Regions from separate parts of the Homo sapiens genome. Here region 1 is linked to region 2. The links are chromatin loops, found by intact Hi-C in ENCODE. Cell type or tissue: OCI-LY7. All regions are shown on one strand. Links, peaks and the distances in the headings refer to the core of each region. The heading gives the core; the rest is flanking DNA. Region 1 overlaps MAST4 (microtubule associated serine/threonine kinase family member 4). Region 2 has its middle 42 kb from the start of MAST4.

Region 1 (2,926 bases), core at 99-2,598, 150 kb before region 2:
CCTCTCAGAACGTTAAGTTGAATTATATTACTCCTCACACTGAAACCCTCTGGTGGCTTTGCATCCACTCAGTACAAAAGGCCAAGACTTAACAATGGCCTCAAGGTCCTACCTGATTAGGTCTCTGGTAACTTTCTGATTTCCTCTGTCAACCTGCCCTTCCTTTCTTGCCTGTTCTGCTCCAGCCACACTCACCTCTTTATCTTCAAACACAGTCCTGCCTCAGGGTCTTTGCATTTGCTGCTCCTCTGCCTGAAAGCCTCCTGCTGCAGATTCCCTTAAAAGTTGGCTGTCTCATTTCATTCTGGCCTCTACCCAAATGTTACCCTAACCGAAAGGCCTTCCTTGACCAACTTATCTAAAATATCACTCCCCACATACACACACAGCATCCGTCCATGGCCCTCCTACCCTGCTTTATTTTTATCTTAGCACGCCACTGGACCACTGACATAACGTAACTATTTCTGTGTTGCCCATCACCACATTCCCTCTACCCCTAATGTCAGCTCCATGAGAGGAAAGACTATCTTCAGAGCCTGGAATGGAGCCTGCCCGTAGAAAGTTCTAAATAAATACTTGGTGGTAATAAGTGAATAAAAACAAGAGTGAACCCCATGGCAGTCGAGGGACCACTGGGATGAGGATCCTCTGCTCTGCATAAGGCAGTTACCCACTCCTGGGCCAGCAGGTCCAGCAGCCGATGCTCCCATTCCCTGATGGGAGAAAGAGGAAAGGGCCAAGGAGCCAATCAACATTATAGACTTTTTCTATCATGAAACTTCAAAGTCTGCTCCTGGGAGCAGCACTCACTCAGGACTCACAATTATCTGAGCAAAAGTGATCATATCCCAAAACATTTCCACAGGGAAAAATATTTTTTCAGTAACAAGAATAAAGACAAAAGTGAATGTAAAAGCCTAGTATATTTTGAACTATATATGAATTTAATTTTCTAAAGTTTTTAACTTGCAAAGTTCATGTTTTAGGTAGAGTATAGTCCTCTAAAAGGTGAAAACCAATTCTCATAGGGAATTTTCATTAAAAAAAATCCTATAACCTATAAGGTTGATATGATCATCATTTCCATTTGATAAAATAATAGATGGAGGTTAAAAAACCTGAAGCAACTCACTCAAGGCAGTGAAATTCCAGCATCAGGACCTGACCTTATTTTTTATTTCAAATGCACGACTTTTTCCATGATTTATGTTGTGTTTACAGAAAACCAAGTTCAGAAAACAGAAAAAGTAATCTTTGAAATGAAGACTTCACTAAAGAAGCATCCAAATTCAAATAGCAATAGCTTTGAACTCTTGAGAAACTCAGTGTGCTGGATCAGAAAACCAAGGCCTAATGTACCACAAAAACTAGACAGCTAAACACACCTGGGCTTGAAATACAGATAAGCAAGGAAGTGAAACAGAAAATTAGACAAGAGCTACAGACCCCTCTCTGTGAGGAGAGACACGGGGATGCACCTTACTAATTGTAAAGAACCAGGCAGAACAACAGAGAAAACACAGTGGGGTACTATAAGACATTGAGTAGCAGTTTCATAATCTCTCAAAATGTATTTAAAGTAAATTCATTAAAAAGCAAGTTGTATGATTTATCTCAAAGGTCATGGAATCACTGCGTGCCCATACAACCTATAAAGAGAAACAGCCAAGTTTTGGTCACTTGCTAGAATGCAAACCTTAAGTTAATCATGATTTGTTGAAACATGTTCAAAAATGCACTAGTAATGACTTCAATAAAATAGTAATGATAACCAATAATTATTTTGGTAATTACTTAATTACATTAATGATTATATTCATGATTAATAAATGTGCTTTATTATTAGGAAATGTAAATAGCACTTATAATGCAACACAGAAGATTAAAAACATATTTGCAAACAGTCTTAAATAATTCCCAAGATGATCTCAGTATATTAATATTAAAAGATCTAAAGAGCCATAAGCAATCCATTTTATACAAATAAAAGGACACTTGAATATGTTATCCACAAGTTCTAATACACCGATGTGTATATATGTGTGTGTGTGTGTGTGTGTGTGTGTATATATATATATATATATAATTTTTTTTTTAATCTCACAGCCTCATTTCCATACAGAGAAAGGACTTGCTTAGAGTCAGTTGTTGTTTTTTTTGTTTTTGTTTTTTTTGTTTGAGAGATGGAGTCTCACTCTGTTGTTGCCCAGGCTGGAATGCAATGGCATGATCTCGGCTCACTGCAACCTCTGCCTCCTGGGTTCAAGCAATTCTCGTGCCTCAGCCTCCCAGTTAGCTGGGATTACAGGTGCCCACTACCACCAGCCCGGCTAGTTTTTATATTTTTAGTAGAGGTGGGGTTCTGCCATGCTGGCCAGGCTGGTCTTGAACTCCTGACCTCAGGTGATCCACCCACCAGTTCTGACAAGGTTAATATAAAATTCAAAACATTTAAGTGTATCATATCAAAATTTAAGGCTTAAAGGATTTTATCAAGATTAAAGATAATTTGAATACAAAAAAAAAGAGCGAGAACAAAAATTTGTATGGGGTTACAATGGAGTGATAAACCATCACAATTTTCCATCATGAAATAATAGAATCATTTCTATAAAATATCTTGCTAAGAAATGCAAAGGTAATATAATTCTGCTTTTCGAACTACAGTTAATTATTCTCTTTGCTGCCAATAGAGAAAACAAAATTATCAGTTTCCATTTTGGCCATAACACCCTTATTATGCCTCAAGGGAGAAGGGGAGGGAAATAGAGGCAAAGCCACAGAGCAGAAGACACTGGGCTGCAGTCAACACCAAAAATGTCGGTAATAGCAACCATGCAGCTAGTTTCACAATCACAGCTGCACTGTTAATAATTGATTCATTCATGCAAGAAAAATGTGTTGTATACCTACTATGAGACAA
Region 2 (2,926 bases), core at 173-2,672:
TGGGAGGCAGAGGTTGCAGTGAGCTGAGACTTGAACAGACATACTTCCAAAGAAGATATATATATATATATATATATATATATATATATATATATATATATATATATATATGTAAATGGCCAATAAGCACATGAAAAGATATTTAATATCATTAGCCATTAGCAAAACACAAGTCAAAACCTCAATGGGGAAAGGAGGACATGGGGAATTTATTGTTCATTGATTATAGAGTTTCTGTTTGGGAAACAGAAACAGTTCTGGAAATAGATAGTAGTGATGGTTGCACAACATTGTAAATGCAGTTAATACCATTGAATTGTACCCTATAAATGGTTAAATGATAAACTTTATCTTATGTCTATTTTACCATGATGTCTTAGTCAGTTTGGGCTGCTATAACAAGAATAACATAGACTGAGTGGTTTAAGCAACAGCCACTTATTTCTCATAGTTCTGGAGGCTGGGAGGTCTGAGATCAGGGGCCAGCATGGTGAGGTTCTGGTGAGAGCCCTCTTCCTGATTTCCTCACATGGCAGGTGGAGGAGAAAGACGGGGGAGAGACAAACATTCAGTCCATTGCAAAAAATAAAAATTAAAAACCAGAAAGATATGCTATTTCATAGCCACTACGTGGCTATAATCAAAATAATAAATTATAAATGTCAGCAAGAATGTGGAGAAATTGGAACCCTCATACACTTGTTTGCGGGAATGTAAAATGATGCAGCCACTTAGGAAAATAGTCTGGCAGTTTCTCAAACAGCTAAACGGAGTTGCCATATGACCCAGCAGTTCCACTCCTAGGTCTATATCTAAGACAGCAGAAAGCATATGTTCACACAGAAAACTGTATATGAGTGTTCATTGTCGCATTACTCATAATATCCCAAAAGTGAAAAGAACCCAGATATCCATTAACTGATGAAAGGGTAAACTAAATGTGGTATATCCATACAATGGAATATTATTTGGCAATAAAAAGGAATGCAGTACAGATACATGCTACAACATGAATGGACCTTGAACTCATTATGCTAAGTGAAAGAATCCAATCACAAAAGACCACATGCTGTATGATTTTATTTCTATAAAATGTCCAGAATGGGCAAATTCATAGAGACAAAAAGTAGACTAGTGGTTGCCAGGAGCTGGAGGAGGGGCATAATAAAAGTGATAGCTGATGAATACAGAGCTTGTTACTGGAGTATGAGAATGTTCTGAAATTAGATAGTGGTGATGGTCACACAACTTTGTGAATATATGTAAACTGCATCTCAATAAAGCTATTATTATTTTACATATGATCATCAAATTGAGTGCTGAGTAACCATGACACCTCCAAGGGTTTAACACCCTGTAATTAAAACTCTGCTAACTGCATTGAAAGCAAATATTTTAGGTTTGGAAAAACCACACACCTGACATTTTCATTTCTCTGCCGTAGGCCATTGTTCATCATTGCCAAGTGATTCACAGCATTTTTCTCTGATCTCTCCTTATATCTAAGAAGGAGCCAGTAAAAGAATGGAAACGTGTTAAGTCTCTGTGGGTTCTCTTGTAAAATGTAGAGAAAACAGTGACGATCACACATGTGACTCACTGCTCCACTCATCCTTGGCTTTGACGAGGGCAGAAAACCACATACTTGGGGAAATGAAACCAGGTACAACATAGCTATGGGTAAGCACAATTTGGCCAGAGAGAAGCAGTGCATGCACATACTTAGGATAAAGCATGCACTCTCAGCATTCCCAGAGCCAACTACATAAAACTCCAGGTAAAGGGATCTCCCTACAGGAACACAAACAGTTCTACAGAGATTTAAATTATAAGCAACGTGGTGCTCAGGAAAAGCCTCCACCAAACAGCAAGATTTAACTGTGGTTTGGCATGGGAACAAAAGATAAAACTAAGCAAATCTTGCTGCTAAATGAGCCAACAAGAGTGAATGAAGCCTCTCTGCCACTTTGGTAGAATTTGTGATGTCTTTAAGCAATAAATATTACTTTAGGCATTTTTTTGTTAATAATGTCTTAAAATAAATAGACCCTAAAATGGTTTTAGATGATTGAAGAGAACTACTGGTCGAGTTCAAGGGTTTAAAATACCCTAGCACCTTTTTTTTTTCCTACCTGCAACTTTGGGCAAATTACTTAAGCCCTGTGAGCCTGTTTCTTCATTTATAACATGAGGATAGCAATAGCATTGCCATCATAGGGGTATTGAGAGGATTAAAGGAGGTACAGGAAGGTACAGTGTTCAGTATAGTCCTGGCATAGAGTAAACACTCCAGAAATGAGCCCTCTTGAGTGGCAGTCCTCTTTCACTGGAGCAGGGATGTGATAGTTGGGTGAGTACCTCCTCCCAGGGGCTCTGGCTCTAGGAACCCATCCCCTTCAGGTTCTGGCCTCCTTAGCCAGAATTCCAACTGAATTCTTCTGGCAATGGAAAACAAGGAAGGTTTTGAAGCATGCAAAATATGTGGTCAGATTTCTTTTAGAAAAGGCAAACAGGTAAAAGTTGCAGGATGAGTTAGGGGAAAGAGTCTCCAGAATGTGATTGTAATGACTCAGGAAAGGAATTACTAGGGACAGAACAAAAGCAGTAGAAGTGACCTGGAAACGTAACAACAATAGTGATGTTGTGCACCTTAAGAAACACTAATATTTACTGAGCACTCCTGTGAATCAAGAACTGGGCCAAGTGCTTTTAGGTGTCTTGATTTATTTAATCCTCACAGATCCTCAGAAAACAGATGAAGAGAAGGAGATTTTCAGAGGATAACCTATAACTTGCATGAGGTCAAAAAGTCAGCAGGATTGGAACCCAAAGAGCCTGTTACTGGAGCTGCAGAAAAATGATGACAGACTAGATTTGGTGGTGGAGAGAGACAAAAAGATATGATGGAAAGGGAAGAACTTAAGGT

Evidence for each region. A loop is a pair of places that touch in the nucleus more often than their neighbours do. Peaks named below come from ENCODE experiments on the same cell type or tissue, not always from the same donor. Only the 100,000 strongest peaks of a DNase experiment are listed, where the experiment ranks them.
Region 1: it touches region 2 in a loop (2.7-fold over the local background); 1 of 110 quality-filtered maps calls a loop at or near these places.

Annotation. Positions count from the first base shown.
Region 1 is chr5:66,699,944-66,702,869 of GRCh38, reverse strand. All of the region lies in intron 1 of MAST4 (microtubule associated serine/threonine kinase family member 4), which reads right to left. Among named protein-coding and RNA genes, the nearest start is that of MAST4, 110 kb to the right of the region's middle. In OCI-LY7, for the core only: no CTCF peak of the experiment used is centred there; a DNase peak (open chromatin) is centred at 1,389; H3K27ac peaks cover 1,072 bases.
Region 2 is chr5:66,553,086-66,556,011 of GRCh38, reverse strand. No RefSeq gene overlaps it. Among named protein-coding and RNA genes, the nearest start is that of MAST4, 42 kb to the left of the region's middle. In OCI-LY7, for the core only: no CTCF peak of the experiment used is centred there; a DNase peak (open chromatin) is centred at 1,621; H3K4me3 peaks cover 336 bases; H3K27ac peaks cover 473 bases.